2 separate regions of the Homo sapiens genome follow, and region 1 is linked to region 2. Evidence: chromatin contacts called from ENCODE Hi-C data. All regions are on one chromosome and are shown on one strand. Each heading gives the region's core, a stretch centred on a gene start or an enhancer-like site at or near the end of the contact. The rest is flanking DNA. Distances are from core to core; before and after follow the strand shown. Region 1 overlaps ELOVL6 (ELOVL fatty acid elongase 6). Region 2 holds the start of PAPSS1 (3'-phosphoadenosine 5'-phosphosulfate synthase 1).

Region 1 (5,123 bases), core at 2,289-4,788, 2.4 Mb after region 2:
GGGGAAAGGGATGTAGTCCTTTATATAAAATACTTTTTCACTGCATACCCTTGTGGAACATTTTAAATTTTATACCATGCCTAGTTTATAATTGTTTTAATCTAAAGTTAAAAAATAAACTAAAAGAATGCTAACAGTAGAAAACTGAGCAAATGATTGAAAGATTACCCATAGTAAAATTAATTATAAAGGTAACAGACAACCAAAATTTTTTCTTAATTTTAGTCAGACTCAGTAAAACTTTAATGTAGTGATTTCAAGAGGCTGTGCTGAACCATTTTGCTGAATATAGACATCTTGTGGGTTGTGGGTTTATTTTATTTTTTGAGACAGGGTCTCAATGTGTTGCCCAGGCTGGAGTGCAGTGGCGCAATCACAGCTCACTGTAGCCTTGAGCTCTTCAGGCTCAGGTGATCCTCCCACCTCAGCCTTCTGAGTTGTTGAGACTACAGGCACATGCCACTATGCCTAATTTTTTTTCTATTTTTTGGATACAGGGTTTTGCTATGTTGCCCAAGCTAGTCTCCAACTCCTAGGCTCATGCAATCCCACCCACCTCAGCCTCCCAAAGTGCTGGGATTACAGGTGTGAACAACTGTGCCAGGCCTGAATATATAGATATTTTGGATGACTGTTTTCCCCAGAAAATTAAAGTTGCCATTTTCCTCCTGCCTCCCTACAGGAGGTTAATGAATGTGCTGAAGTACGCCAAATTTTAAGGTACACAAATGTGATATGCAACATAATAAATTCCACTGTTTACTGAGCTTCTACTACATACTAGTTAATAGACATTATTTAATTAGATTTTCACAACTCTGCAAAGCAGTTATTGGGACACTCATTGATGAAGAGAAAACTGAGTCTTCAGGAGTGAACAATTTACTTGAGGTCACCCAGATAGTCAGTGGTGCAGCTGGGGTTTGAACTAAATGGTCTGTGTCCAAGACTATGTAGGGGAAAATCAGTCCCTGTGAATGAAGAAAGACCCAATCATTTAGATAAAAATAGTACAGAATCACACTGAGAATATATGAACTCCAAACTACAATTCAAATGTGCAATCAATATCTGAGGTATTCAGACACAAAACAGAAAGCAGAAGCCTACTTGGGTGCGAAGCCATACACAGTTCACCTGAGGGGGCTTTGTATTTGTTGTGTCCTATCTGGATCTCTCTTCTCCTAGATGGGCCCAGGGCTAACATGGTCTTCTCATTTGCTACTAGGTCAGATGCCAATCCTTTAGTAAGGCTTTCCCTGACCCCCTAGCTAAAACAGCTCCCTCTGGCCCCAAGTCACCTCCTATCACACTATTTTCTTTATAGCAGTTAGCAACATCTAATGTTATTTTGTCTATATACTTGTTTACATGTTTAGTGTTTGTGTCCTAGTGGTATGAACGGTCTCTGAGAACAGCGGCCTTGTGCCTGGAACAGAGTCTGGCAAATACAGGCTCCTCAATAAATATTCATCAAACTGAGTCACTGAAATTTAACAGTTATGGACTGACCGCATAGTGTAGCAGACTGGGATGAAGGCCAAGTCTTATCATCAATGAGTATAAAATGCTAGAAGGGTGATATACAAGTCACAACTGACTTTAATATGAGAAAATCTACCACTGCCAAATGAAAAGCAAAAATGGAAGAGTTTAAGATTAAAAGTTCAAAACCTTAAAAGGTTGTATGAAGGTGGCAGCACTGAGTTGGGCTTTCTAAGTTTCAGAAATAGAGAAAGAAGAGAGATATTCCAGTGGTTTAATTTGCCAGGGTCATAAGATACTTATAGAGCAATGGGAGAACTAACTGTAAGATCGAATGGTGAGTTAAGGTCAAGGAATCTTCCTTATCAGGTGGGTAAATCTGAGTCATAGTGACAGGCAATTTGGGAGCAATGAAAAGTTCTTAGCCCTGGTTGTGACATGACATTTCTGAATGTGTAATGAGAAGTTCAAAAATGTTGGCTAGGAATTCATTACTCAGTTGAAAGCAAAATAATACTAAAATATCTGCTGAGAGTCATGCCAGTAAAAGCTACTTTTCATGGAGAGCCTAGAAAGTGCTGGACATTTTGTAAGCCATTGACACACCTTAACTAGTTTAATTATTACTACAGCCTAATTTGATTATCTCAATTTCACACTTAGAAATGGGGGCCTAGGGAGGTTAATGAATGTGCTCAAGTTCACCAAGTCATTAAGTAGCAAAGGCAGAATTGAAACTGTGTCTGAATCCACAGGTCCCAGAGTTTGATACACTGCTGCCCTGATGACAAGTTAAGGTGAGGGAAGATGAAGCCAAGGCCACCCTAGGAAAGGAAAAAGTAAAACGGTTTGTATAGCATGAGTATTCTGAGCTAGGCACTAAGGAAACACTTTGACCTAACTCAGCTTTCATAAGTCTGCCACAAGATGCCATGAACATTTGTCACAAGAAAGCAAGCACAGCCGGGTGAGGTGGCTCATGCCTGTAATCCCAGCACTTTGGGAAGCCAAGGCAGAAACAAGCTGAGGCAACGTGGCGAAAGCCCATCTCTACAAAAAATAGAAAAATTAGCCCGGTGTGGTGGCATGCACCTGTAGTCCCAGCTACTCAGGAGGATGAGGTGGGAGGACCGCTTGAGCCCAGGGAGGTCAAGGCTACAATGAGCCATGATCACGCCACTGCACTCCAGCCTGGGTGAAAGTGGGACCCTGTCTCAAAAAAAAAAAAAAAAAGAAAAAAAAAAAAACACTCAGGTTGGAAGGCAGGTGGGTTGGTAGGCTGCTCATTTATTTCTGATGAAAGAATTTCTTGTTTTGGGGAATTTCTTTTTTTTGAGACAGAGTCTCACTCTGTTGCCCAGGTTGGAGTGCAGTAGCACAATCACAGCTCACTACAACCTCTGCCCCCCAGGCTCAAGCAATCCTCCCACCTCAACCTCTCGAGGAGCTGGGACTACACGTGCACCCCACCACACCCAACTAAGAAAGGATTTCCTGAATGTAATGTGGTATGTGGCCTTTCTGTGCATTTAGTCTTTATCATGCCACCCAAATTGTGGTAAACATATAAGCTTGTAGAGCAGGTTTGATCTCTATTCTTCAAAAAGAGGACTGGTTTCTGACTAGCTGGACTAGCAAAACAGACCATTTGCTAGATATCTACAAACTATAAGCAACCCTCTCCATTATCCTCTCACAGAAAACAATACCAGGGCACCTGTTTAGTGGAACCATGTGCTATTGCCATTCATAGGCCAAAATAGTTAAGTATCGACAATTTACAGGAGGCCCTTCCACCATTATGTTCCTGATTTTGTGGTTCCTTCCTGTCTAGCAGACCTACTCCAACTCCTTAGCCTGGCTTCCAAGCTTCCAATCGACCCTCACAACCCAACTTTATTCCTCAAACCCCACATAAACCTTAGTCAGGCCAGGCTGATTCTCCTCTCAGCTACTGCTGCTCATCAAATCCTCCATTTTAATAGCACTGCAAGAAACAGGAGGGATGAGCTCAGGTTGTCTAGCTCAGAGACACAGCAGCCTGCACTTCAGCTTTGTTCTCTGTAGCACATGTGGCTGTGGTAGGCAGGAAGTAGCATGGTCTCAGGAGCTGGGCGGTTCTAATCTCATCTGAATCACACACAGAGATGAGTTAATCACTTCTTTGAGAGTCAGCTTCCTCAACTATAAAATAACAATTATGATGCATTCCTGTCAGAACTAACAGGAGGATTTTTGTAATAAAGTATGTGGAGCTGGCCAGGTAACACCTGCCTTGCAAAACCAAACATTTACCCATGCATTGGAGTGAACCCAAGGCTAATTCCCCAAGGACAATCCTATATCCTCTGCCAGAAGAGTTTAGCACATCTGGGAAGTGGGAAAAGAGGGTGGTCTTTTCCACGTAAGAAAACCAGTTAGGCTTCTCTACATCCCTAACAAATTATCAACCCACGATCCTGCTTTCAATACATCTGCCTCCTCTGTCAGTGACAGAGCCTCAGCACTCCTGGGACAGCTTATCAACAAAAGCCCAGCTCAGAGCTGATCTGGAGGAAAGATACTGTCAGCCTTCCCCTGGGTACTATAAATCCCAGCCTGCTATCAAGTGAGATCCTAGAGAAGTTGCTCAAGGCACATTCATTTCGCCCCTGGACTGCAGTGTTCTTTGACATTATATCCCTGATTTTCCTTCAAATGTTGTTGTCTTTGGGCTAGGACCTTGGTTTGTTCTTAACTTACTTGAGCAATAATGAGACATCACCTTTCTTTTCAGATAACAAGAATTCTCTTAAATTCTTGTGTTTCAGCCAGGCGCGGTGGCTCACGCCTGTAATCCCAGCACTTTGGGAGGCCAAGGCAGGTGGATCACGAGGTCAAGAGATCGAGACCATCCCGGCCAACAACCGTGAAACCCCATCTCTACTAAAAATATAAAAATTACCTGGGTGTGGTGGTACGCGCCCTGTAGTCCCAGCTACTAGAAGGGCTAAGGCAGGAGAATCGCTTGAACCCGGGAGGAGGGGTTGTAAATGAGCCGAGATCGCGCCACTGCACTCCAGCCTGGTGACAGTGAAACTCCGTCTCAAAAAAAAGAAAAAATTCTTGTGTTTCCACTTTTGCCCTTGCTGCCAGAAGGCAATGAACACTGCCTGTTAATCTCAGCATGGTCAGCCCTCATGGTTAGCATATAAGACATCATGAGTATTCTGGTGCTACCACCATGAAAGGAAACTCCGTCTTCCTTTTTCATCAACCCAACTATTAGCTCTCAAAGTCCCTGCCTTTTGCTGGAGTGTTTCTAAATTTCTTAGCACATAGTGATTTTCTATACTATAGTTACTATAATACTATATTCCAGCACTGGAATATTTGTTCTTTTTCTGTAGCATTCTACTGTATTTTGCATGTACATCTGCCTTCCTAAACAGACTGTGATCCAAATAAGTTGAAATATATACAGAGGGTCTGTCTGTCTGCCAATGCTAGGACATTGCCTTCTATTTCTTTGTCTTCTCACCTGTCTCCTGCATGTCAGGCACACTCTCATCATTTAGTAATCACCAGCTGACTTGACCCAAGAAGACCAAACAGTCTGAATGCACACAGTAGCTGAAGATCACAGGGTTTCAGTATCT
Region 2 (5,507 bases), core at 2,784-5,283:
AACATAATGCAGAAGAGCACAAACAATTCAGCCCACGAGCAAGTGAACATATGTACCTATGAGGGCCACACATTTGTTAAGGTAAAATGGTCCAAGGCTCTAAACATTTCAGCCCCTGACAAAGGGTAACAGGCATCCCAGGGAGAAGGAAAGGCTTGTGTAAAACCATGAGGATGTATGATATGGACAGAAAGTTGGGCTGGAGCTATGGAAATTCAGGGAGTTGTGAAAGGTGAATGGAAAAGCAAACCAGAGACTGCATATGCTTCTTAATGTCACGTCCAGTTTCAAACGCTTCTTTTAGGACACTACTCCACTGTAAGGCAGGTCCAACAGGGTTTCAGCCCAATATGATTCTACAAAATGGGTGAATGACACCTGGGCCTGAACTGAGTGTCCCAAATTTCCCTCAGCCCAACTAACACATCCCCAAGGGCAGATGAAAACTGGTCCCATTGGAGAAAGATTCAATTGGATAGAAAATGATATTCATTATATCTGACGCTTTATCAGACTGAAGTAAGAGGCAGCTCCAAGAGCAAGTCAATTTCTTGGTTTTTCTTTACTATTCCCACAGGTATATGGACAACTTTAACTTCCTGTAATTCTAACCATTTCCCAGAGCTGTAAGACTACATTTTCCCATCTCTTTGCCTATTGTCTCCCACGAGTACACTTCCTTTACCTAATCCTTAACAGGAGCTATTATCCAAAGCTTAGTATTTGGTCTCACATTTACTTTCCTTATATTCTTTAACTCAAATTTAACTATGAAACCTTTACTTCCAACCTCAGCACAACTCAATTTCTGTAACTATGTTATCCACATGTCCCTACTATTTGAAAAGTGGATAGTATGAAGTGAAATGTGTACTAACTGTAAAAAAAAAAAACTCCAGATTTCTATAACTCTTTATTAATTATGATAGTGTTGAACTTATATTAACATTGAAAAAACACTGAAATGATAGCATTTGGGATATAGTAGGTTAAATATATTATTGAAATTTATTTCGCGGTTACTTTTTACTTTTTAATGTGGTATCTAGTAAATGTTGAATTATATACATGGCTCATATTTCCTCTATAGACTATCTCTACTAAGGCTGTCCCTCAAATGCAACAGGTTTAAAATGGGTCCAGCACTAACAAGCTCCATGACATCTCTGTGCCTCAGTTTTGTCATCTATAAAATGCAAATGCTAATTGTAATAGAGGATGATAACAGTAAGAGCTAACTCTAATTGTCACAATATCCCTGTGAGGCTATCATTCTCATTTTATAGATAAGCACATAGAGGCATAGAGAAATTAAGTGACCAACCAAAAGTTACATAGTTAATAAATAGTGGAGTCCAGATTTCAGCCCAGGCAGTCAGCTCCAGGGTCCTGCTTTTAACCACTGTCTCTCATAATATTCACCCTCAGAAATGTAACAAAAACTCAATGGGCTAATATAGGTAAAACATTTCAAACTGTTCCTGGCACACACTAAACTCTCCTTTGTGTTTAACTAATATCACCCTTACCCCCGTGCCCAACCTACTTCCCAATTTCCACACAGGTAACAACCTTTCTCCCCACTTCCCAGACCAAAACTTCAGGATCATCTTCTAACATTCCTCCCTTTTTCATCCCCTAAATCTAGTCGGTCCTCTCAACTCTTCCTTAAATGTTTTTAATGCAGCTACTCCTCTAGTCCCACTGCCACCTTACCCCAGCCCTTCAGCCCCTCACACTGGATGAATTAACAAGAACATAAATAGTGCTCATGTGCCAGGCAGGCTTCAAATCTATTAATTCATTTAAACCTTACTATAACCTTGTCTGGTCTCCAGGGCTTCCCCATCTGGGTCCTACCAGGGTCTACATTTCTTCAGCGGAACATTCTTCCTGGATTACCAATTTTATCCTGTGATAGGAATTTTAAAGGTATATGGGTTCTTCACACTTGTGCCTATTAAGATGATTTAAATATGAGAGAGGAAGAGATGACGGGTGTTCCATGAGGGAGAGAAAAATTTACAAGGATCAGAAAATTTAAAATTCTAGCCCCATCAAAAATCCCCCATAGAATCAAGTCTTCTCTGCAGCCAAACACAAGAGCATCACGGAGCCCCAGCCTCCCTATTGAACCTTACCTCCACTTCCCAACAAAAACTCTCCAGGGCAGTCAAACAAGTTTCGTCAATGTTTCTGGAGTAAAAAAAATAGTAATTTTTATTCCCAACACTTATCCATGCAGTTCCCCTCTGACTCAGAAATCTGAAATCCTCCATAAACCCTCCCAAAACGCCCAGGCGAAACTAATCTCTCCTCTAAATTGCAATAAAACTTCTGTCTTACGCCACTCACTCTGGACCACAAAGACATATTCACCACTTGGCAAATGTCACAACCCCAACACAAACCATGAACTACCAGAAGGCAAGCAGTAAGTCCCACATTTTTCACCACCATGTCTAGCACAAGTCTCTACATAGAATACGCACCATGTGGCAAATGTTAATAAATAAATGAGTACATAAATGGACAATGTAACAGAAATCATCTGTAAATACCCCAAGTAAGCCAACCTTATTTCCCTAACCGTGAAACACCTTAAGGTAAGAGAAGCGAAACTGAGTCTGAGTTTCAAGGCAGTGGTTTCACCGCACATTCAAATTCATGATCTGTCTTCTTTGTTCATCAAAACAATCCCGTGAAGTACATACTATTATACCCTTAAGTCAACTGAGGTTCGAAAAAGTAAAGTGACTCTCCTCAAGATCACACAGCTAGTAAATGGCAAAGCTGGGATGAGAGACCAGGCCAGGAGTCCAGCGCTCTTTCCACTGTTCTAATTCATCTTTTAAATCTCCTTCCCCTCCTTACCATCTATAGAGTTAAATAAAAGGAGAGAGGAATCAGTAAACAACTCATGATAACAATAACAACAGATGTGGTAAATTAATGACTTCCAAAGAACATTTGCCTGAAATTGCTTGTTTTTTTTTTCTTTGATTCATCTAGGGCAAGTAACGTTTTGGGAGACATTGCATTTAAACCTTATTATTCCATTGGACTGTGAAATAACGTTTCCGTCTAAACTTAAACCAGTGCCTTTCCAGACTCCAAAGATGGGCCCTTCCCTGCTGCACACTTACAAAGGAAGATAAGGCTCTTTCTCATCACAGAGAAATTAAGGAAGTAAGCAACGTTATGAGGACACAGCACTTTACAAAGTCAACTGGCAGTCATTACTAAACGTTATAAAGGACTGGTCCCATACCTGACTGTCACCAGGAATGGAGTCTTCCAAACTCCTACTTGTTAAACATTCCGATTTAACACAGAGACACAAAGAACCTCAGTTCAGGGCAGTCTCAACTCATGAATGACCACATTGTTGGGTACTCTCCTTTCACACTGAAACTCAGAAATGGAAAGACACGGAGATGGACCCAAACCTGGGCCAACCGCACTGGCAGAGCCAAGAAAAACCAAGAACGCGTCGAAGGCGCCCGCCTCCGCCTTCTCTGCACATCTTCAGGCCACTCCAAGGTATGCAGGAAGCTCCTGTTTCTGCAGCCGCAGGTTTCAGCACCCGGAGGTTTCAGCAAGCGCCAGTTCACGGGTGAAGGATTTTCCTGGGGGTCTTACCTGAGCGGAGGCGCTGGGGAGGGGGGGCGTTCTTCCCACGAACGGTGGCTCGGACCGCACGCTGCGCCAAGCTAGGGCGAGATCCCCACCCTGCGCCGCGCCCCTCTGCCTCGCAACCACCCACGGCCCCAGCCGGGAGGCGCCGCAGCCCCGGAACCCACCTCCGCGCTCCTGGAAGGATGGATGCGGAGGAGGCGGGAGAGAGGCGGCGGCTCCGGAACGAGCTGCTCCCACAGCCCCTCCGCTCCTCGCCGTCTCGCCTTCGTCCCCAGCTTACCCAGTTCTGCGCGTTATTGCTCAGTTTGACTTTCTTGCACAGGCTCCCGGGGATCTCCATGACCGCGGAGCGCGCTGAGCAGCCGGGGTTCTCTGCGCCGGGAGGGTAGCAAGAGGAGGGCAGGCCAGCGAGCGGGGCGGGGCTGGAGGGCGGGGCCTCCTCGCGTCGGAGCGGGCGCGCGCTGACTTAAGCACGCGCCCGTGCTCGTGGCCTGGGTTGCGCGGCGCATGCGGCGCGCCTCGGAAATGGGTCCGGGGCAGAGGTCTGTGGGGAAGGGCGAAACGCCGGGATAGAACCGGAGGTAGAAGCTGGGGGCGGAGCTTCAGCGCTCGCGCCGGCGCGGGCGCGCACGGCGCTCCTCCTTCCAGATCCCGATGAAGGGGCGGGGCCTGGAATGCAGTCGTGGAACCTCAGGTGCCTCTGCGGCACCGAGCCTAGCTCTGAGCTAACGCAGATCTCTAAGAGCGAGTACCAGCCGCCGGGAGAAAGGCAAGGGGAGTGCGCGGCTCGCCGCGCGCGGCACTCCCTCAGCAGAGGCTGATTGGGAGGACGCTGACGCGGCCTCTTGCACCTGTGGCTACTCCTCCACAGACCTGGCTGCCGACCTCCTGTCTGCCCCTTCTGTGCCCATGTCACCCTGGCCAAATGTTTTAAATGTTTTACAGCTTTGCAAAGGGAAGAATTGATTTACCGAACAGCTCATTCTCCACATTAAAATTCTACTCAAGACACAATTTTTTTTCTTTTTTTGAGACGGAGTCTTGCTCTGTCGCCCAGGCTGGAGTGCAGTAGTAGGATCTCGGCTCACCGCAACCTCTGCCTCCCGGGTTCAAGCGATTCTCCTGCCTCAGCCTCCCGAGTAGCTGGGACTACAGGCGTGTGCCACCACGCCCGGCTAATTTTTGTATTTTTAGTAGAGACGGGGTTTCACTATGTTGGCCAGGCTGGTCTCGAATTCCTGACCTCATGATCCGCCCGCCTCAGCTTCCCAAAGTGCTGGGATTCCAGGCGTGAGCGACAGCGCCTGGCCTCAAGACACAGTTTTTAAAAAGATATAATAAAAGCCCGATTTCTTGACATCAATAATTAATATCTCAACCTGGATTAGTGATTACTTATAAGGTGCCTCCCTCTCCGCTAGGAGACCCCACTTCGCATCAGATTTCTGTGCAGTGCTTCTTACCGACCTACACCGGAAAGGGGCTTCTGTATTATTAAGAGCTACTCAGGAAATACCTAGAGGACTGAAATCCAGGACCGGGGAGGCCGCAGGTAACCCCGAATAGAACTCCCGCCTACGGAGGACATTTTCAAATTCACCTAATTATTCCAGGGCTAGTTCGTAGGAGGATGGGCTGGGGGCATGACAGAGTTTCCTCCAGGAGTTATCTTCCCCACACCCCCCATAACTCTGAGTTCTCTTTTCCGCAGCTTGCCCCTGGCACCAAAAGAGTTGCTTGCAGCTCTGCCCCCCTGTGACACAGCCGCCCTCCGCCCCTGACCCCGCCCATCACCAAGACCTGAGACTGCTGCCTGTTAGTGACTAGCAAATTAGCCCCCATCACCAAGACCTGAGGCTGCTGCTGCT

The links. Hi-C counts contacts between places; a loop is a spot of excess contacts on that map. Pooled maps may share reads with other maps.
Region 1: a pooled map shows a loop between it and region 2 (9-fold over the local background). The contact joins the enhancer-like site here to the promoter of PAPSS1 in region 2. A Hi-C loop is called at or near these places in 4 of 50 pooled maps.

The regions. Positions count from the first base shown.
Region 1 is chr4:110,162,038-110,167,160 of GRCh38, forward strand. All of the region lies in intron 1 of ELOVL6 (ELOVL fatty acid elongase 6), which reads right to left. Among named protein-coding and RNA genes, the nearest start is that of ELOVL6, 34 kb to the right of the region's middle. Within about 2 kb of position 3,539, at least 9 of the 41 ENCODE cell types and tissues checked have a DNase peak (open chromatin) inside an H3K27ac peak, as active enhancers do.
Region 2 is chr4:107,716,201-107,721,707 of GRCh38, forward strand. PAPSS1 (3'-phosphoadenosine 5'-phosphosulfate synthase 1) reads right to left here and starts at 4,034. Exons shown (of 12, transcript NM_005443.5): 1 at 3,920-4,034. The coding sequence starts at 3,979. RefSeq lists enhancers at 3,287-3,346, 5,337-5,486 and a silencer at 3,977-4,226.